2 separate regions of the Homo sapiens genome follow, and region 2 is linked to region 1. Evidence: chromatin loops called from intact Hi-C (ENCODE). Cell type or tissue: mammary epithelial cell. All regions are shown on one strand. Each heading gives the region's core, and the rest is flanking DNA. Links, peaks and the distances in the headings are about the cores only. Region 1 holds the start of MRGPRG (MAS related GPR family member G). Region 2 overlaps CARS1 (cysteinyl-tRNA synthetase 1).

Evidence for each region. Hi-C counts contacts between places; a loop is a spot of excess contacts. Peaks named below come from ENCODE experiments on the same cell type or tissue, not always from the same donor. Only the 100,000 strongest peaks of a DNase experiment are listed, where the experiment ranks them.
Region 2: it touches region 1 in a loop (9-fold over the local background); 6 of 110 quality-filtered maps call a loop at or near these places.

What each region holds. Positions count from the first base shown.
Region 1 is chr11:3,212,762-3,223,141 of GRCh38, reverse strand. MRGPRG (MAS related GPR family member G) reads left to right here and starts at 4,329. Exons shown (of 1, transcript NM_001164377.1): 1 at 4,329-5,198. The coding sequence starts at 4,329. The coding sequence ends at 5,198. It overlaps MRGPRG-AS1 (MRGPRG antisense RNA 1), which reads right to left and starts at 4,810. Exons shown (of 2, transcript NR_027138.1): 1 at 4,583-4,810; 2 at 11-1,572. RefSeq lists an enhancer at 2,271-3,233. In mammary epithelial cell, for the core only: a CTCF peak has its summit at 5,819 (motif pointing right); a DNase peak (open chromatin) is centred at 5,811; H3K27me3 peaks cover 129 bases.
Region 2 is chr11:3,044,127-3,054,470 of GRCh38, reverse strand. CARS1 (cysteinyl-tRNA synthetase 1) reads left to right here. Exons shown (of 23, transcript NM_001014437.3): 2 at 6,470-6,718. It also overlaps the pseudogene RNU1-91P. Among named protein-coding and RNA genes, the nearest start is that of CARS1, 8.1 kb to the left of the region's middle. RefSeq lists enhancers at 4,301-4,370, 10,139-10,344. In mammary epithelial cell, for the core only: a CTCF peak has its summit at 4,437; a DNase peak (open chromatin) is centred at 4,480; H3K27ac peaks cover 655 bases.

The DNA.
Region 1 (10,380 bases), core at 952-8,951:
ACAACCGGATGGCTTCACACAGCAGGACTTTATTCCCTTGGTTACAGAGGACAGAAGTCTGAGATCAAGGTGGCAGCAGGGCCGCGCTCCCTGAGGGCTCCAGGGGAAGGTGCTTCCTCATCTCTTTCAGCTTCTGGTGGCTCTGGCCCTCCTTGGCCTGTGGCTGTGTAACCCCTGCTGGCCTCCAACCTCACGTGGCCTCCCCCTGCTCTCCAGTGTCCCTCCTCTCCTTTCCTGTATAGGGACACTTGTCATTGCATTTAGGGCCCACACAGATACTCCAGGACGAGCTCATCTCAAAATCCTTGTATCTGCCAAGGGCCTTTTCTCCAGGAAGAGCTCGTGCACAGCTTCCAGCGACTGGGGACGTGGACACATCTTCTGAGGCCACCGTCGGCCATGACACGATGGGGCGGGCATTGGCTCTGTCCTCCTTGCAACACCGGGAGCAGTTGCTCCCCCCACGGAGGCTCCCTCCACGTATTCCACCCGCACCAGACCCCTCCCAGAGAGAACAAGACAGACCAAAGCCCAGCCTCGGCGGGGCCGACACCCGTGCCCCATAGGGGATACCCAGCCAGGTGAGAAAGTGGAAGCATGGCCTAGACGGTGGGCAAACACGAGAAGGGGCTGTGGGAGGGGTCAGGGGTGATGGAGAAACCAGGGTTGGTGGCTGCCTGGGCCTGACCGGGGCTGGCCGAGCTGCGCAGGACCTCCTCCCTAAGAACTTCACTCCAAGCTGCCTCAAACGACTGCCCTTGCCCAGCACTGTTTGAAGTGCCCAATAGAAAGCGACCCCAGAAATTAGGCCATCCCACTCCCAATGGCCCTTAGACAGGGGAAGTCCTCCACGGGCAAAGGGTTGCGGTCGCCGTCGGAGACCTGGGATAGGAGACTCTGCTACCTGGGATAGAAGCCGGGCGCCCTGCCTGGCTCGAGGATGTACGAGGGATCAAAACTCTTCACCTTGCGCACTGTGGCTGAGGCTGAGCTCCTCATCCCGCCCCTGATGGTGAGGCAGCCAGGAGGGACCCAGGCAGCCGGTCTCCCTCTGTGCGTCCCTCTGGGCCCCTGGTGACTGCAGGTGACCGGAGCTACCAACTAAGTTAATAGAGATGCTCCAAGTTTCACCCAAACAGGAGGCAGGTAAGCAAGGCTTGGAGGCGCTAGTTGAAACAGGCCTGGACGGTGACCTCGAGGAGGAGGTGGAGCCACGCCGGGAGAGGTCCCGGAGAGCAGCGAGGACCGGCATCTGGGGTGGAGGCAGCAGGCAGGGTGGCAGGAGGTGCCCCTGGGCCACACGAGCTGTGCCGTGCGTTTCAAAGCCATGTGCAACAATGCCGGGAGCTGGGTAGCCGGCATGCCCCCGCCCAGAGCTGCACAGGCTGCTGGTTTGTGTTGCAGAAGTGATTTCCGAAGCCAAGTCCATTTGAGAAACGTGAAGAGAAACAGCATCTTTACGACCGAATTTCTGGCTTGAGCTGACACACTCTGCACCCCACCCAGGAGCTGCGGAACGCAGTCCGTGGAAGGAAAAACTCTCTTATCAAGAACATCTTACTGTCCAGTGTTCTGCAGAGCAAAATGCGGAAAACAATCCGTCAACGGCTGGGAGCCCAGGCTCTGAGGCAAACAGATGGACAGTGAGGGGGTCTCCTTAGGAAGGGGTGGGGGCCGCCCCTGCAGACCACCCACAGACGCAGTGGTCGGCTGACACATTAGGAGAGCCAGTCCCAAGCCTGGGAACCCAGGCTTCGAGCTGTCCATAAACGGTCAGTCCAGTGAGAGGGGGAAACCAAGGCACAGAGAGGTTGGGTTATTCTCTCAAGGCCACACAGCCAGGCCCCTGTCCACAGTTCTAGGCCCCCTGTGCCCACAGCCAACCAAAGACTAGCAGGAGCAGCCCAACATCAGTGGAGTACCCGGAAGGTGGCCCAGCCTCACTGGGCACAGAGGGTCTCCATTCTCCTTCTCCCTCCCCTCCATGCACCAGGTGAGGTGGGAGCGGGTGGAAAGCACTGACCTGGTGCCTTCAGTTCCCCTGCCAGAGGGGCTGAGGAGGAAGGAAAGGCCTGCCCACACTGACAACTTTTTGTTTTAGCTCATTCCTGCAATTTCTGTGAACAGTGCCACACCCTGTCACTTCTAGGGAACTGGCCGGGTGCCCTCCGTCCAGCCAGCTGGGTCCCAGAGGACATGAAAGGATTTAGGGACCGGGAGGAGCCTCCAGGCAATGAGCGCTGGTCTGAGCACAGAAGGGCCTGAGAGAGCTGGGGGCAGCCTCGTCACAGGTGAGAAGGCTCCGCCTGCCCCCACTGCACCCCCCAGGTGAGGCACTGGCACCCTCCCCTGCCCTCCGCAGTGGCCCCTGCTCTCAGCCTGGCTCCCCGGTGGATGGGGCTGGCTGGGATGTTTGGATTTCCTTTGGGAAGGGAAGGCAGGGCGGGATGCGGGTGGGAATTCCGGCTAAGTTGAAATGTGTGGACACCAGAGCTCAAGGGCGTCGCTGGAGCGGGCCGAGCAGGTGAACCTGTTCTGATAACAATGAAGATGCCCCCTCCTGCCGCCGGGCCACTCCTCTCTGTAACTCTCTCTCCAGGAATAGAGCCTAACCTCACCCCAGCATGGGGGGCCTGAGCGCCGGCCTCACCCCCAGCCTCAGACTCTGAGCCAGAGCCAGAGCACAGCCAGGAGAGTCTGGTTTCCTCCTTGAGGAAATTGAGGCTCAGAGAGGGGAGGTGTGTTTCCACCCCACCACCCCACCCCCAGTCACCACACTCACCACCACAAGCCAGGGCCCGGCCGAGGTCTCCCACTGCCCCTGGTTGGGCTCGGAGGACAGGCCACCATCACCGTGTGCCCGGCCATGGCAAGGCACAGGAGCCAAGGCCCGAGCCGCACTCCCCAACCCCTGACTAGGGGCAATGACAAGCACAAAGAAGGTGCCGGGGGATGCTCAGCCATGAGGCAGGGGGCTCACGGGGGTCGGAGGAAGCTGCAGGGGGTTGCAGGCCCCTGAGAAGGAGCAAAACCTTGAAGTAGGGTGGGACCTGGGTCAGGGGAGAGGTATTCAGGGCTGTCTGGGCAGGGGACACAGCCCAGGCAAAGATGTGACAGGGAGGGCTCCAGGTGTGTGTTGGCGGCTTGATGGCTCTCTCTCTGTCTGTCTCTCTCTCTCTCACACACACACAGTCTGTCTCATCTCTGTTTCTCTGTGTCTATCTCTGTCTCTATCTCTCTGTAGCTCTCTGTCTCTGTCTCTCTGTCTCTGTCTCTCAATGTCTGTCTACATCTCTGTCTCTCCCTGTCTCTCTGTCTCTCTCTATCTCTCTTCTCTCTCCCGTGTCTCTCACCGCTGACGCCGCCACTGCTGAGCCTGGTCCTGATGCATCTCCCAGGACTAAGAACATGACCCATGTGGATCCTGGGGGAGGAGGGATGGCTGGAAAGGGAAGGGCTGCTCTGAGACCCTCTGCCTTTCAGCGCAGCTTCCGGTGGCCAATCTCTCTCGCACTCTGAGAACATCCTCGGGACTCTCAGCCTCGCTCCTTGCAAGTGGCCACTTGTATCTGCCCCTCCCCTTGTGTTAGTGGCTCCTGGAGAGGCCCCCTGGCCCTGCCACCATCACCAAAGCCCCTCTCTTGGCTTGAGGCTTCAGAGCAGCCTCCTGAGTGCACCGCCGGCAGCATGAGCCCCGGGATTCAGCTTCTGCTTAGGCCAGGAGTGCACAGGGAAGGCTGGGGGCTCCCTCCAGCTCCTCACACCGCATCTTCCCTCCTCCCTCCTCCTCAGACCACCTGCAGCCTCTGCCTTTGGGCACCTCCCTGGACACCTCCAGAGACCCTCCGGGGAGGGGACTTCGCCAGCAGGCTGGTCTAGGCTCACCAGGTGGGAGCCCCATGAGGGTCCACCGTGGAGAAGCTCCCACCTCTGGGGGAAGAGGAAGGCGCCACACGTGGGTTCCCCATGCACGTTCCCTCTGTCTGCAGACCCTTGTCTGGCACACGGTGGAGGGTGCAGCATCACCCTCACCACATCCATGAGGGACATGGACATCTTTTCAGCAAGTTAGTCCACCCTGCCAGGAGCCCAGGGCCTGCCCTCAGGTATGGGGAGGCATTAGGCACGCCTGACCTGAGGTGCAGAGGGCTGAGACCCGGCTGAGGTCCCGCCGCTGGGAAGGGTGGTCCAGGGGCTGCACCCAGAGGGCACCTGCAGGGCCATGGATGCCACTCCCTGTGCCCCCAGCGGGGGCACAAAAGACTCCTGAGGACCATGTCTGTCTCCATCTTGCAGGTCCCTCGCCAGCACCCTCTGAGCCGGCCAGGATGTTTGGGCTGTTCGGCCTCTGGAGAACCTTCGACAGTGTGGTCTTCTACCTGACGCTGATCGTGGGCCTCGGGGGACCGGTAGGTAACGGGCTGGTGCTCTGGAACCTCGGCTTCCGCATCAAGAAGGGCCCCTTCTCCATCTACCTGCTGCACCTGGCCGCCGCCGACTTCCTGTTCCTCTCCTGCCGTGTGGGCTTCTCCGTGGCTCAGGCTGCCCTGGGCGCCCAGGACACACTCTACTTCGTGCTCACCTTCCTGTGGTTCGCGGTGGGGCTCTGGCTGCTGGCGGCCTTCAGCGTGGAGCGCTGCCTCTCCGACCTCTTCCCCGCCTGCTACCAGGGCTGCCGGCCCAGACACGCCTCGGCCGTCCTCTGCGCCCTGGTGTGGACCCCGACCCTGCCGGCCGTGCCGCTGCCCGCCAACGCCTGCGGCCTGCTGCGCAACAGCGCGTGCCCCCTGGTCTGCCCGCGCTACCACGTGGCCAGCGTCACCTGGTTCCTGGTGCTGGCCCGCGTCGCCTGGACGGCTGGCGTGGTCCTCTTTGTCTGGGTGACCTGCTGCTCCACTCGCCCGCGGCCCAGGCTCTACGGCATCGTCCTGGGCGCGCTGCTCCTGCTCTTCTTCTGTGGCCTGCCCTCGGTCTTCTACTGGAGCCTGCAGCCCCTGCTGAACTTCCTGCTGCCCGTGTTTTCCCCGCTGGCCACGCTGCTGGCCTGCGTCAACAGCAGCTCCAAGCCCCTCATCTACTCGGGGTTGGGCCGACAGCCCGGGAAGCGGGAGCCGCTGAGGTCGGTACTGCGGAGGGCCCTGGGGGAGGGCGCCGAGCTGGGTGCCAGGGGACAGTCCCTGCCCATGGGTCTCCTATAAGTGGGCTTGCCCCGCCCACAGGGCCTGCCAGGAGGTGCCCACCCCCACCGACCCTCGCTCACCCCACACCCAGATGCTTTCAGGACCAGGAGGAGCCCCGCCCACCACCTAGCTCTTACCCTGAGCACCCAAGGGCTGGACACAGCTGGAGAGACTTGGCCCTGACCACCCCCCAGCCAGGCCTGCTGAGGATGAGGGAGGCAGAAAATGGAGCTGGAGAGAGGTCAGGCAAGGAGAGAGAAAGGAGAAGCCTCCTGAATAGGGGTGAGGACAGGCACCACGCCCCCAGGCCCAGCCCAGATCCCCTTACCCGGCCCCTCCCCACCCTGCTGCACCTGAGTCACAGGGGAGAAAACTGCACAATAAAACAGAGCCAGCCACCAGCCCACAGTGGCCGGATTGGAACCCAGGCTTCCGGACTCCTGGGCTAGGTGGGCGCCGTCCATGCCACCTGCTGGCTGAGGCTCTGATTCGCCCCCTACAGAGTTGAGGTGGAACTACTCCTTACTCCCCGCCCTGCTCAGCCATCATTGTCCTGCCCACCCCGCGGGGACCACACCCAGGGCTCTGTCCCCCTCTCTGAGGCCCAGGACTGGCAGGTGCCTGATGTCACCAGCAGAGGCCACCAGGTGGTGCTGCTTCTGCACAGAACAGACCCAGCCCCGTGGGCCGGCGGATGCAGGAGCCTCCATCCCCTCGGTCCCCTCCCATCCCCTCCCACACTGGTCCCCACCCGGCCTCTCCTGCGTCCCCAGGGCCATCCGCTCTCTGCGGGTTGCTCCCGTCTCCCACCTCTGCTCTCACCCTCCCTCCTCAGCCCTGGATCATCTGGAGCTTTTGCCCCAAGTGTTTGCTTTGGAGAGAGAGAGAGAGAGACAGAGAGAGAGAGAGAGACAGAGAGAGAGAGAAAGAGAGAGAGAGAAAAGAAAAGAAGGAAAGAAGGAAGGAAGGAAAAAGAAAGAAAGAAAGAAAGAAAGAAAGAAAGAAAGAAAGAAAGAAAGAAAGGAAGGAAGAAAGGAAGGAAAAAGAAAGAAAGAAAGCAAGAAAGCAAGAAAGCAAGAAAGCAAGAAAGAAAGAAAGAGAAGAGAAGAGAAGAGAGAAGGGGAGGGGAGGGGAGGAGGGAGGGAGGAAGGAAGCGAGGAAGGAAGGAAGGAAGGAAGGGGATCCAAGTTTCCAAAGTGCAAACCATTTGATGTGTTTTCTGACCATGAAATAAAATACTTTCTGGTCATTTTTAAAACATTCAAGCCCTACGGAAAATACTAAAAAGAGAAATCGCCAAAATTTTTTTCCACCCAAATGGGGACATTTTTGATGAAAAGCACTCCAGTTATGTATTTTTTTAAATAAAGACCTGCAGAAATTTTCTTTTTTGCCCAAATGAAGGCATTCAATGGGTGCTCTTGGTGCCGGGTGGGACATTCTGCAGCTGCCTTTGCATAAAGTTGTTCTTTTTCCACTAGAAAAGTAAAACGTTGCTCGTTTATGGAAACTTTGAAGAAGGTTAACAACTGGAAAGAAGAAAAGCTTACATGTAGTCCCCCAACCCAGAGGCACGCACCTTTGCTGGTTTTTCTTCCTTCCCCGGGATGAATGTGTTCTGGCCACGCCAAGTCCCGTGCCCGCCTGCCCGCTGCCAGTTCTCCCTAGACCGTGCTCTCAGGACTGGAAGCTCAGCAGGGAGTGTGGGCACTGTTGGTCTGAAGGCCATCTGGGGGGCTCAGGAGGATGGGAGTGTGGGCACTGTTGGTCTGAAGGCCATCTGGGGGGCTCAGAGGGACGGGAGTGTGAGCACTGTTGGTCTAAAGGCCATCTGGGGGGCTCAGGGGGACGGGAAAGCCTGAGCCCTGGTGGCAGGGGGAGGCTTAGGCTTTGAGGGCAGGGTGGGAAGGGTTGTTCATTCTTGTGACACTTCACACAAGACCCCAGGAGCTGTGTGGCCTCCTTCCTGAAAGACCTGGAAATGGGATAAGGGTGGGGACAGTTTCAGAGGTGAAACCTACAGGATCTGTCCCATCCTCCCAGCCCAGGAAATAGCTGCAGGGCCCCCTATGGGGCCATCCATCTGTGTGCAGCAGGACAGGAAGGCGGCTGGCTGCTGATGGTGTCTGGGGCGCATGACAAACAGCCCAGTCTAGACAGATGGAGAGCGAGGGGCTTCTGCCCCGGCACCCACTGCTGAGCCCAAAGACAACCAGGTCGAATTCTGTACCTGGAGAAGCTACAGCCACATGGAAGGACAAGGTTGCCCTGGGCTGGTCTGGGTCCAGGCAGCCGCAAAAGCTGGACTACAGCCCAGATGGAGCTTCGCTCCGGTCCTGCCCGCTCTTCTCGGGCTGAGTGACCTCCAGCGTGTCACCTGACTGCTCTGAGCCCAGGTCTGTGAGAGACATCAGGGCAAGGTCTCCTTGCCCGGATGGCAGGGATCCAGGTCTCCACAGAGGGCGGCCCGCCCAAACCTTCAAGGCCAAATGAATCACCTGGCCCACCTCTGCAGACCTCCAGGTGTGTCCCGCCCGCCCTGACCTTGGCACACCCACCTCGCTGCCTTCTGCTGTCCCTGCCCCTATCACTGTCTTGCCCAACCTTCAGGGGCCTGTCCTTGTGACTGTCTGTCCTGCTCTGTGATGCCCAGGGCTTCCTGGCAGCAGAAGCTGAATTCTCAGCTCCTCTAGTGTGCACCTGCCCTGTCAGCACCCACGGTGACCACTGTGCCCAAGCAGCCCCCACCCCTAGCCAGCACAGTCCAATGTGTCATGTGCTTCCCATCCCTGCTTATTCGCTCCTGTGTTTGCCTCTTTAGTGTCTGTGTCTCCCTAGAAGATGAGCTCCATGAGGGCACAGAGCCAGCAGCTGACTTGCTGCTGTCTCCCTGGGACTGGCAGGTAAAGCGGCTTGATGAGTTGTTGTCAAATGGATGGACAAGTGGATGGATGGCTAAGTGGATGGATGGATGGATGGATGGATGGATGGATGGATGGATGGATGGATAAGTGGATGGATGGATGGATGGATGGATGGATGGATGGGTGGGTGGGTGGATGGATGGATGGATGGGTGGGTGGGTGGATGGGTGGGTGGGTGGATGGATGGATGGATGGATGGATGGATGGATGGATGGACCATTGAAAGAGATGTGGTCAAATGAATAAATGATGTGGCGAAGACAGAGTGCAGCTAACTGGAATCAGACCAGGCTGGTCCTGGATTATGGAAGCTTCCTCTCCACTCTTGTCCTGACCACTGACCTGAAAGCTGAGCAGATCATCAGAAGAGGGGCCCAGGTTTTCTCACAGCAGAGTCCAGTGCTCCAGGCCCTCTCCCTCCCCTTTGGGTTCACAAACATCACTAAGTTAGCTCCATGCTGGGCACTGGGCCTAGGGCTCAAGATGTGGACCCACCATGCTATGACCCCTGTCCCCAGAGAGCTTGACGTCTGGAGAAGACACAGACATAAACACAATTCAAAGACAGTGTGCTGAGGGTGCACGTGGTGTACAGAAACGCTGGGGAGCCGCCATTTGTCCCAGCTTGCCCTCAGCGCTCCCAGTTCATGGCTGTGGCCCAGTGGCCTTAGTGTCCCCTTTATTGGCGAGGGCCCAGTTGGACCTCAAATCATCCCGTGGTCCTAATGTTAGAGGAGCAGGAGGGTCACATGTCCCCACTCGGAACGCAGGGGAGGCTTCCTGGAAGTGTGTTGTCTGCGACTTCCAAGGGCAGTGTGGGTGCAGAAGAAAGAGTGACCGTCTCTAGCACAGTCAGGTCAATCTAAGAACCTTGAAGGGAAGGCAGACCCTCCCAGGGAAACGGAGCCAAGGCAGGGTAAGGTACGGAGGCGCAACCCGGGCACCATGAAGAAGAAGGAACCCCGATGCTAGAGCCCGGTAAGGAAGCTGAGGTGGCCAAAGACACCGAGGGGAGATGAGAAAGGGCTGTGACGAGGGGCGTGGCTTTAAAGGGCTGTGACGAGGGGCGTGGCTTTTCCTCGGTTGCTCTGTGGGGGATTGCAAATGGATTGTAAGCAGGAGAGGGATAATATCAGACGTATATGAAAGAAATAAAACTAACAACTGAGAGGGGGTCAGCGGGGGTGGGGGTCCAGGCTGAGCAGGGGACACACAGGAAGCTGCTGCAGCAGCAGCAATGCAGGGAAGAGGGAAGAGCTGGTGCAGCCTCCAAAGAGGACAATGGCAGGAAGGCTGCAGGAGAGGATCTGAGGTCTGGGGGGAGACGTAGCGTAGAATTTGCAGTGGAACAAGGTCCGATCAGGAAAGGAAGAAGTCAGGAGCCTTCACAGAGGGGAAGGGTAGGAAAATAAAACACAGGCACCTGCCAAGAAGAACAGAAAGATCAGGATCCTGAGAGGGGGCTGTGGATCCTGAGATGGGGCTGTGGACCCTGGGAGGGGGCTGTTGATCCTGAGAGGGGGCTGTCGATCCTGAGAGGGGGCTGTGGATCCTGGGAGGGGGCTGTTGATCCTGAGAGGGGGCTGTTGGCAGCTGACCCTGGGATGGGAATAGGGATGTATCAAGCATGGAAAAAAGACACCCAGGGGCCAATGGGTAAACTCCCAGGTTTGCATTTCCTGTGTTCATCTCAGATTAAATGTAGGTGGTGAGAGATGATGATCAAAGTTCATTTTGTCTGTTTCTTTCCCATGCATATCCAGTTGTTCTGGTAAAACCCCTTTTCCCATTGGATTGCATTGGCATCTGTATTGTAAATCAACTGATTGTATAGGGTGGGTCGACTTCTGGACTCTATTCTGTTGACTGCTCTATTTCACTGTCCTTCTATCAACACCGCACTGTCTTCATTACTGCAGTTTTACATTAAGTTATGAAATCAAGTGGTGTTACTCCTACACTTTTATATTTCTTCTTCAAGATTTACATTTCTATATAAATTTCAGAATCAGCTTGACAGTTTGTGCAAATGTCTACTGATTTTGACTGGGATAGCATTGACTCTATTCAGTTACTCTGGATCAACTTATGGAGAACGGACGTCTTGGCAACATTGAGTTTACCAATTTATGAACATGGTTTTTCTCTGTTTATTGTGGTCTTCTTTCATTTCTGTCTCTGTAGTTTTCACTGTAGGTGTGTTATACATTTCAGGTAAAATGTATTGCTAGTTATTTAAGGTTTCTCAATGCTATGTAAAAATAATCTTTTATTTG
Region 2 (10,344 bases), core at 12-8,011, 170 kb after region 1:
TGTTTGCTCCTCTATGAACTCAGGTACCATGTTTCCGGGTATTTGAAGAGCCTTAGGCAGTACCCTTGGGGTGGAGATTAAGCCATTTCCAGTGTGGGTGCTCTGGGTGGCAATATTGCTGTCTGATCACCCCACAGGCTCATTGTGAGGGATGTTGGATGCCCCTAATAATGAATAACCTCCCTCCCAGTAAGGAGGAAGATGGAGATGCTGTTCTTGGGGGTGAGAGAGGATGCCTGGGGGCCACCTTTGTGAACGAGTTGCAGCTGGACCTCCGGGGCTGGTGATCAGGACGGGGAGTGGGAGGGGAAGCCCTCACCTGTGGGAGGAGGCGCTGGTCTCTGGGAGTGGGCAGTGTTGGCTCCTAGTTGGTGAGAGCAGGGGTGCATGCCCCTCTCTCCTCCCCACGATTCATGTCTGGGGGCTTTTTCCGGTCCCCTTTCTGAACACTTCTTGGGCAGGGAGTGGATCACTGGGAAGGACCCAAGAGGAGCAGCTGTAGAGGGTGGGACCAGGGGAACATTTGCAGAAAGGGAGTAACCTGCAGGGTGAGATGTTGCCTGGACACCCACAAGATGAGGACCCTGGTGGGACCTTTGAAGTAGCAGGGTCAGAGGGCAAAGGGTCAGGGTGAGTGAGGGGTGCAGACCCCCACCAAACCGGGGCACTTATTAGGAGCTCAGACCTGCTGTAAAGGGGTCTGCATTTTAGCAAGCTTTCCACCCATGGGGAAGCTGGTTTAAACCTCACTTGCTGGGCCCACCCCAGAGATTCTGATTTGGCAGGTCTCTGGTGAGCCCAAGAATGTGACTTCTCTGGATCCCCCAGGTTCTGCTGCTGAAGGCACACCAGGGCCATGCCTGGAGTGGACCTGGGAGAGCCTCAAGGGAACGCAGGAAGAGAAACAGGGCAGCCGGGAGAGGTTTAAATGCTTACAGGAGGCCAGGCATGGTGGCTCACGTCTGTAATCCCAGCACTTTGGGAGGCCGAGGTGGGTGGATCACCTGAGGTCAGGAGTTCTAGACCAGCCTGGCCAATATGTAGAAACCCCGTCTCTACTAAAAATACAAAAATTAGCTGGGCATGGTGGCGGGCACCTGTAATCCCAGCTACTCGGGAGGCTGAGGCAGGAGAATCGCTTGAACCCGGGAGGCAGAGTTTGCAGTGAGCCGAGATCATGCCACTGCACTCCAGCCTGGGTGACGAGCGAGACTCCGTCTCAAAAAATAAAATAAAATAAAATAAAATAAAAATAAATAAAAAATAAATGCTGATAGGAAAGAGCCAGAGAGAGGGAGAGGTCGCACTGCCACAGTTGTTTGACGTGTCAGGGTTGTTGTTCATTTGGTGTGGCTTTGTTTTGGTATCTGTGCTGAGCAATTGCTTGGTACTTGCATGTGATTTCAATAAATGTTCTGTAGAGACTCCACCTTTGTAGCCGGTGACAACCACCATCCACCTTTGGGACATTCCCATGTCCCTCAATGTGTTGATGAACTGAACTGCAAGGTCATCCGGTGGTGGACATTCCTTCTCATGGGGGCAGAGCAGGAGTTTCGGCACGGAGCGTGCAGGCTCTACGATGAGGGCCAGTGTCGAGGAACAGGTCCCTGGGAGGTTTTCAGTCTGCTCAGAAGTGTTCTCATCTGATCTCAGCATCAGACTGATCCACAGCCTGGCTCAAACCCATGACCACTTGAAAGCTGACCTATTTTTATTTGTTTCCTCGAGACACACTTAAATGCAGCTACCACGATTACCCAAATGACTGTCTGCGTCCATCTCATGGAAGCCTGTCATTCTCCTGTGCTTCCCTGGGCACCAGCACCTTTCTGCTCTGAGAAGATCCTTCCCAAGCATGGTCTTGGTTCCCTTTTGATGAGCCGTCTAGCCTGCTCTAGACGGTACATTTAAGAATTATGTGATCCAAGATCAAGGCAGATTTGGTAATAAACTTTTAAAATAATAAAATTAATTAAATAAAAATGGGTGTGTGAGCCCTAGGAAAACTCCAGGAAATTCTCTGTGTGTAGCATGCGGCTATTACAATAACATTAATAATACCAGAGCGATTATGATAATAATGATGGCAAATGGGGCCCCTGGCTCTGTGCCAGGCAGCTTTTAAACATTTTACAAGTGTCATTTGACTTAATGGCCTGCAGCTTTACAGGGCTGATGTTATGAGCGTGTTTTACCGTGAGGAAATGCCGCCGTGTGTGTGAGTGTAGGTACTCAGCCCTGGAGGGCGTCGGGGCCGCCCCTCAGGTCTCCAGAGAGCGGATACACAGCGGCTTCAGTTCCCAGACTGCTTCCTCAGCGCTCAAAAGCCACTGCAGCCGCCGTTAGGACATTTGATGTTTTTCTCATTTTAAAAATAGCAGATGCTTACTGCAGAAAATGTGAGCAATGAAGAAAAAGAGGGAATTAAAATCACCTGTCACCCCCTCTCATCAACCATCGTCACTGTCAGTGTTCGGGCTGTTGCTGGTGGTCTCTCCATCAGAATCCATTCTGAGTGTGAGAGGCACGTGACTGTCAGCTCGCTGTCTCAGCTGGAAGCCGATGCTGTGTCACTGTTTCTCAGGGTGCTGCTGTTGTCTCTTCTTCCCTCTTGCTGTCGTGGAGTCCAACCCAGGCATGAGCAGTTGCAGAAGACCAAGGCTCAGGGAGGGGACAGGGGAGAGGAATGTGGAGGGTCAGCATTGGGGAACAGCTTTCGAACTGTGGCCTGATCTGTGAGGGGACAAGGCTCACCTTCCAGCTCTGTCCATCCCTCTGGCAAGTTCTCTAATCTTTAGTGAACTTCATTTTCTTTATCATGAAATGGGACCCCTGCTGGCAGCTGCAGAGCTGTTGGAGGGAAATATCCAGCTAAACTAGAAGTCTCCTGGCTGGAAGTTGCTCTGCAAAAGAGTTTGTAGGAGTCTGATATTTATTTAGAGTTAGTTTTCCAGGACCTCACTTTGGGGTGCTTGGAGCTGCCTCTGTGGGTCTGCCTCCGCCTCCGTCCTCCCTGATCTCATCTCCAGCTGGGAGGAGAGCGCATCTCCATGTAAGCAGCCTCCTTCTTCTCAGAGGGAAGCCCCGGCAGTGTCAGTGCTGACACTGGGCCTGTAACTGTGGGGATGGGGCAGGTGAGAGGCCCTCAAGAGCTCCCGGCACCCCCCAGGCGCCTTCAGTGGGGCCAGAGTCCACCCCTGTCTTTCTCTTTCCTTGGACTGTTGGAAGAGCTGAAGTGAAAAGTGACTTGTTCTTATGTCTCTGGTATCTTTGGGCAGCAGGGCTCCTGCTAAGCAAGCCCCTGGGGGCTCAAAGCAGCAGAGGCTGTGGCCGGTTCCCAGCACTGGTCCTTGTGCAGGTGTCTTTCTGAGAAGGGTGCATGAGGCCCAGTGCCACAGGGGAACGCCAGCCCACCACTGGTGGCATGCACTCTGTGGTGCCATTCTGCTGTCCACTCATCTGTGCCCTAGGCAACTTTAGCTGATATCTGGAATGTCACACGCTCAGTTGTAGATGCTGAAGATCGAGCAGTGAATAAGGTAGATGGAGCGGTGGGGCAGATGGTGAAGGAAAGAAATGCGGGCACGTGTTAGACAGGGGTGCTGCGGAGAGAAAGAGCAGCCAGGCTCAGGGTCTAGAGGCGGGCGCCATATGGACAGGGAGTCCTTGAAGACCTGGTGGGGAAGCCGGCACCTAGCAGAGCTGTGAAGGATTAAGGGGCCTGCTGGTATCTGGGGAGCATGCCCCCTAAAAAAAGAGCAGCAGGTGGAGGGGCCATGTGACTAGGGTATTGTGAGTCAGGTGGGGGCCCATGGCCAGCATGAGGACAGGCTTGTGCTGCTGGCGAGGTGGGTGTTGGGGGCAGTAATGTGAACGTGCGCTTTTCAGCAGGGCCGCTGGAGGCCTGTGGCTGTGAGGGGAGAGCCATGCTGGCTACAGGTGGCGGTGTCTGGCTTGCAGGAATCCAGGTGACAAGGGCTGGCTCTCAAGTCCAAAGCTTCTTTTGAGTTAGAGGCCCCGGATCCTCCCGTGGGTTGGCTATGGGTGCTCCTAAGGATAACTTGTAAAGGGGTGTGATTCCAGTTTTGGCTAGGGAGTGTGCCCAGAGCTTTGCTTCTGGGTGCCTGTGGCTGCTTGGAGTGGGTGGCCATCTTATTGGGGTCAGATGGGACAGTGGCTCCGTGCAGTGGGAAGGAAGCAGGGCAAGTTAGAGGGACGCTGCACTCGTCATCCCACCAGCGAGAGTCATCCCAGGAAGCCATTTTAAGCCCTGCATCCATGTTGAGACTTCAGGAAGGCTCTCCCACAGAGTGCCCACCCCTTTACTGCAGAGAAGAGGTGGCTTCAGGACATCTTCTCCGGCAGCCACGGAGGCTGGGCCTTGGGGCATCACGTGGCTCCGTAGGCTCCCTGGCGGGTGAAGAGCTCGGCCCAGTGGGGCATTCTTGCTGCTGCAGCTGTGCACTCCATTCTGACTCATCTTTGCTGACACCACAGCGTTCCGGGAAGTGCCAGTTATTGGCCTGACACGAAGGGCTTTCCCCACACTAAGCAAAGCAGAGAAAGGCATTCGTGTGCAGTTACCCCCGCAACACACTCTGCTCTCTGTTTTCAGAAGCTGTGTGGGCTTGGTTGGGGTGACTCTGGCTCTGTGCCAGGAGTAAACACGGAGATGGGGGACAAAAGGGAATGGGAGAAGGCAGAGAGGGGGACTGTGATGTGCAGGGCATCCACGCCCCATGGCTGTGATGTCGGGCAGCCTGTGCCCAGGAAGGGCAGCTGGCACAGCAAGGGGTGGCCAGACATGTGCATTCCTACCCTGAGTGAACTCTGGGGTGAGAGGGTATCTGTCTGGAAGGAGCAAGCATCGGTCCTTTTCCCACAGTCCTCTCAGCAAACACAATCACTGGTTCAAGGTTTGGATGCACCTGTGCTCATGGGCTCAGGGACCAGACTCCCTCCTCTGGCCAGAAGCCTGGCACCATCTGCCTGGTCTGCCCCCACTTTAGGGACGTGGGCTGTGGACACAGCACCTGGTCCACAACTCCCGTGTCAGAGGTAATTGCAGGGAGATATTCCTTAGAATGGTGAGACAGATTTTATTCCCTAATTCCTGACAGTAGGGGAAGGAGCTGCGTTCCCTGCCAGTTCAGCAGAGGTGACTTTTGGATTTAAAGGGAGTATGATTAGCTGGGCCTGGTGGCATGTGCCTGTAGTCCCAGCTACTCAGGAGGCTTAGGCTGGAGGGTCACTTGAGCCCAGCATTTTGAGGCTGTGATGAGCCTTGATTGCACCACTGCACTCCAGCCTGGGCAGTAGAGTCAGACGCTGTCTCTAAAAAATAAAAATAAATAAATAAATAAATAAATAAAAATAAAAAAGGGAGAATGGAGGAGGAGAAGGAGGGTGAGCAGGGGCTCAAATGAAAAAAGCCATGGAGCTGGTCAGCGTGCATGTGTCAAGGCGGCCTTGTCTACAGCTGGCAGTGGTGAAAGTTAGGGTTCTGCTCCTCCTCCCAATGGTGACATGCGGAACAGTGGCTCTTGGGTCCTTGAGTGACACACCTGAGTGGTGGAGGTGCACGCTTACTGCTTTGAAGGCTCTAAGGAGGGAGGCTGGGGCCTGGGGCCAGGGGCCAGGGGCCAGGTGAGGCTGGCTGGAGCAGCCACATTTTCCTGGCAGCCCTGTGCTTTCTTGGGCTGGTCCTTTGAGGGGGCCCAGTCCTCCTGAGGCTGTGGCCTTGACCTGCAGAAGCCATGCTAGAGTCCAGCTGTCTCTTGGTGCAGGGGTGTAAATGGCACACATTGTCAATGTGGGGTTCTCCTACCCCTCATCCCCCAGCACCCAGAGGGAGAGGGTGCCGCTGCGGCAAAGAGGCTTGAAGTTGGTTTGGTTTGGGGGATTTCTGTTGTGAGTTTTTAAAAATTGAGGTTAAATTCTCGTAACATACTTAGCTGACAGGAGGGATACCATGATCATGTAGGTAGCTTTCCCAAGGCGAGGCTTATCCGTTATACTCCAGATGTGCTGACCCCTATGATTTCCCCAAATGTCAGAAACTGAACTGTGTAATTTGTGATGGTGTGGAACTGTGTTCCTGCTTTCCCTGATAGAAAACATAAATTAAAAATGTAAAAACTAAGTAATTTATATGACATAAAGTGAAAAGTACACAATTCTGTGGTATTTGGCGCATGATGTTGTCATGCAGCCTTCATTTCTGTCTAGTTCCAAAGCATTTTCATCACCCAAGAGGGAACCCATCCATACCTGTCAGGCAGTCACTCCCTCGCCCCCAGTCGAAGCGCTGCCCCTGTGCCTTTGCCTGTTCTGGATGTTTGGCGTCCAGGGAAGGGCTTGAACACCTTTTTCCTTGGTTCTGTGCCATCCCCTAGTCCCTGTCTTTCTGGCGGCCTCTGGGCTGCCCGCCTGCCTGCCTGACACCATGTGCCCTCTGTCTTTGCAGCTCCTGACTACAGGTCCATTCTGAGCATTAGTGACGAGGCAGCCAGGGCACAAGCCCTGAACGAGCACCTCAGCACGCGTAGCTATGTCCAGGGGTACTCACTGTCCCAGGCAGACGTGGACGCGTTCAGGCAGCTCTCGGCCCCGCCCGCTGACCCCCAGCTCTTCCACGTGGCTCGGTGGTTCAGGCACATAGAAGCGCTCCTGGGTAGCCCCTGTGGCAAAGGCCAGCCCTGCAGGCTCCAAGCAAGTGAGTAACAGAGTGGGTTCCCTGGCCATTAGAACCTCTCTCCCAAGGTCAAGGGCTTTCTCCATCACCCTGGTGCTTACCTGGCGTCTGCGGATACCCCAGAGGGAGCCTCGCCCAAGTGTGTCTCGAGCAAGTGGCCTGGATGGGCAGATGCAGCGCTTGCTGGATGGAGGTTGGGATAAAATCACGCCCTATGGAGTTGGTTATTCAGGAGCAGTATGTTCACATCACTGGTGTGGCAGGATTGCCTGAGGTGGTGGGGTGCAGAGCCGCTGCGGCTCTGGGGTTCCACGTAGCATGCCCAGGCCACGGGCCCTAGCCTTGTGATTTTTAGCTAAGGCTGTGCCTGGCTCTGGTTGACTCAGTTCTTTCTCTTTATTTCTTCCATAAGATTGTAGCGTGTCTATCCTCCAGCTTTAGAATTGTTGAATCCTAAAGTATTAATTGGCATTGAACTTTTTTTTTTTTTTTTTTTTGAGATGGAGTCTCGCTCTATCGCCCAGGCTGGAGTGCAGTGGTGCGATCTCCACTCACTGCAAGCTCCACCTCCCGGGTTCATGCCATTCTCCTGCCTCAGCCTCCCGAGTAGCTGGGACTGTAGGCGCCCACCACCATGCCTGGCTAATTTTTTGTATTTTTAGTAGAGACGGGGTTTCACCGTGTTAGCCAGGATGGTCTCGATCTCCCGACCTCGTGATCCACCCGCCTCGGCCTCCCAAAGTGCTGGGATTACAAGTGTGAACCACCGCGCCCGGCCGGCATTGAACTTTTTAAAAATCAGAAATAAGTCATTTTTTCTCTTTGAGATGATGTCTGTCCCGTAGCTCCAGCCTGTTGGTGCTGGTTGTGTCTGTGGAACGTGCCTGTGGTTATTTGCGGGAGATACTCCTGGGATGCCTGCATGGCTTTGTCACTCTGTGGCAAATCTGAGGGGGCTCCATGCCATCATCACTGAAGTATGCCTTTGGGTGGCCCAGCTCCTCCTGTGGCTGTGGGCACTCCTCCACCTTCATGTGGGGGCAGGTTTAGTGCTGTTTTCTGGTGGTCCTGGCTGTAGCTGGCAGCCTTCTGGGGGCTTCTCCAGACTCCGTTGGGGCCTGGGATTGGGAACATGCCCCCCCGCCTCTGCCGTGGGTCAGGCCTCTGCTAGATCACTGTTTTAACCAGGCTGGAGGTGGGGATGTCACATCTCCTGTGGGTCGTGTTTTCTGGATAACTCTGCAGCAGACACTCCTTCCCCAGCGTAGGGCAGAGGCCGTTGCTGTGCAGGTCACGTCCTTCCCCATGTAGCCGTTCCTGCCTGAGCCTCCAGCGCGGTCACCCAAGTGACACCTGTGCTGTGAGGTGCCTTCTCTCCAAGGGCTCGGGTGTCAGGTTGTTCCCCCTGCCATGTGCCATTCCAAGACACAGCCAGAGGGGGGCAGGATTAGGGAGGGTGAAGCGGGCCTGGTACGTCCAGCTCAGCAGTGGCCTGTCCAGGCTTCCCTCATAGGGACTTGTTGAAAGAGCGGCACAGACGCAAGCCTCCATCCACACTGTGAGAGGAAGGAAGGGTTTTGCTCTTGCAAACACTTTTTAACCTACAGAGAGGAAGCAGAGCCACGTTGCTGTGTAACAGAATGGACCATGGATAGCACTAATGGAGTTGCTGTGCCCTCCCCAGGTTCCAAATCCCCTCATCACCCAGGCTGCGCAAGAGGCTGCCAGGGTCTGCTTGTGCCAGGAATGATGGGCATTATGTCAGGCGACCCTCACTCAAGCTTGCTGTACACTGAGCAGGGGCTGAAGGGGGAGGTGGGAGCTGGAGTCTGGGACTGCTAGAGCATCCAGTGACCTCGAGTGGGTCCAAGGCGCCATGGAGTCCAGTGTAGTGTCCTCGCCCATGTCCCTGGGATGACAGTAGCTGTGGATCTCCCTCCATGTAGCTGTGACAATCAGAGCTGCTTCCCCCACTGAGTGGGAACGCCCTCTCTTTCCATGGCTCATACTCCCCAAGCATGCACCTTCCTTGCTGGCACAGTGGGCCATGTGCCCCTCCTCCTGCTCGCCCTTCCACCTCTGTTGGACATCCCAGCAGCATCAGATGTGCCTGTGTCTGGCCCTCAGTGTGCCCGCCTGTTACCAGCTCCTCCCATGTGCCTTCTGTGTCCTGTCTCCAAGATCCTCTCAGACATGGAAAGACTCTGCTTGGCCCGGCGCGGTGGCTCACTCCTGTAATCCCAGCACTTTGGGAGGCCAAGGCGGGCGGATCACGAGGTCAGGAGATTGAGACCATGCTCGCTAAGTCGGTGACAACCTGTCTCTACTAAAAATACAAAAAATTAGCCGGGCGTGATGGCGGGTGCCTATAGTCCCAGCTACTCGGGAGGCTGAGGCAGGAGAATGGCCTGAACCTGGGAGGCGGAGCTTGCAGTGAGCCGAGATCGTGCCACTGTACTCCAGCCTAGGTGACAGAGCGAGACTCCGTCTCGGGGTGGGGGGTTGGAGATAATGGAAAGGCTCTGCTTAACCCCCAGGTCCCTACTCCTGTGAAGCCAGACCCCTTCCTGGTGGATCCCTTCCCTGGATCACCAGCCTCCAGCACGGAGGTCCACTGGATATCAGGACGTTGAACTTGTTGAGCACTTCTCACCCGCAGTGGAGGCTCAGCCCTTCCAGCCCGCCGGCCTCTCCCTACCCCCCGGGAAGGAGTGTCAGCTATACCCTTCACTGAGGAGGGTGTGGGTCTGTCAGACGCCGAGGCCATAGTTTCAGGAACATGAAGGTTTGGTGTTGCTCTCACCCCTCCGATGGAGGACCCTTAACTTCCTGATGAAGGATTTCTCTCCATGAACCCCTTGCTTGGGTCCTATCTGCATCTGGTGTGTTGTAGGCAGACTGCTTGCCACTTCCTGGCTTCCCTCTCCATCATTTTATCTTCAGCCTCCCACATCCCTGTTTCAAAGCCATGTCTCTCATGAGCGGTTCATAGTTGGTCTGTTGTTGGATCACTCAGGTCAGGGTGGGACTCTGGAATCAACGAATGTGTGTTCATTTTTTCCAAAGAAACAAAAGCACAGGCCAGGCGCGGTGGCTCACACCTGTAATCCCAGCACTTTAGGAGGCCAAGGCAGGCAGATCACAAGGTCAGGAGTTTGAGACCAGCCTGGCCAATATGGTGAAACCCCATCCCTACTAAAGATACAAAAATTGGTGGGGCGTGGTGGCAGGTGCCTGTAGTCCTAGCTACTTGGGAGGCTGAGGCAGGATAATCGCTTGAACTCAGGAGGCGGAGGTTGCAGTGAGTTGAGATTGCGCCAGTGCACTTCAGCCAGATTTTATCTAAAAAAAAAAAAGGGGGGCAAGGGTCCTTATGTGATATCTCTCAGTTCTTCCCTTTTGCAAATCTGAATTTGTATATCTGGGCCTGGTAACCCGTTTTCCTGGGGAGCCCATCGCCAGCTGTGTGGAGATAGCAGCCTTAGGGGAGCAGGAATGCTGGCTGTGGCCAGGCTTCTTGGACAAGCTTTCAGTCCTGTGAACCCTGGGCCGTTTCCTCATAGCAGGGTGAGTGTGATGATCCCGTGGCCTCATGGCTGTGTTTCTGGGCAGCGTCTCCAGCTGTCTGAGATGGCAGCAGTGTCCTA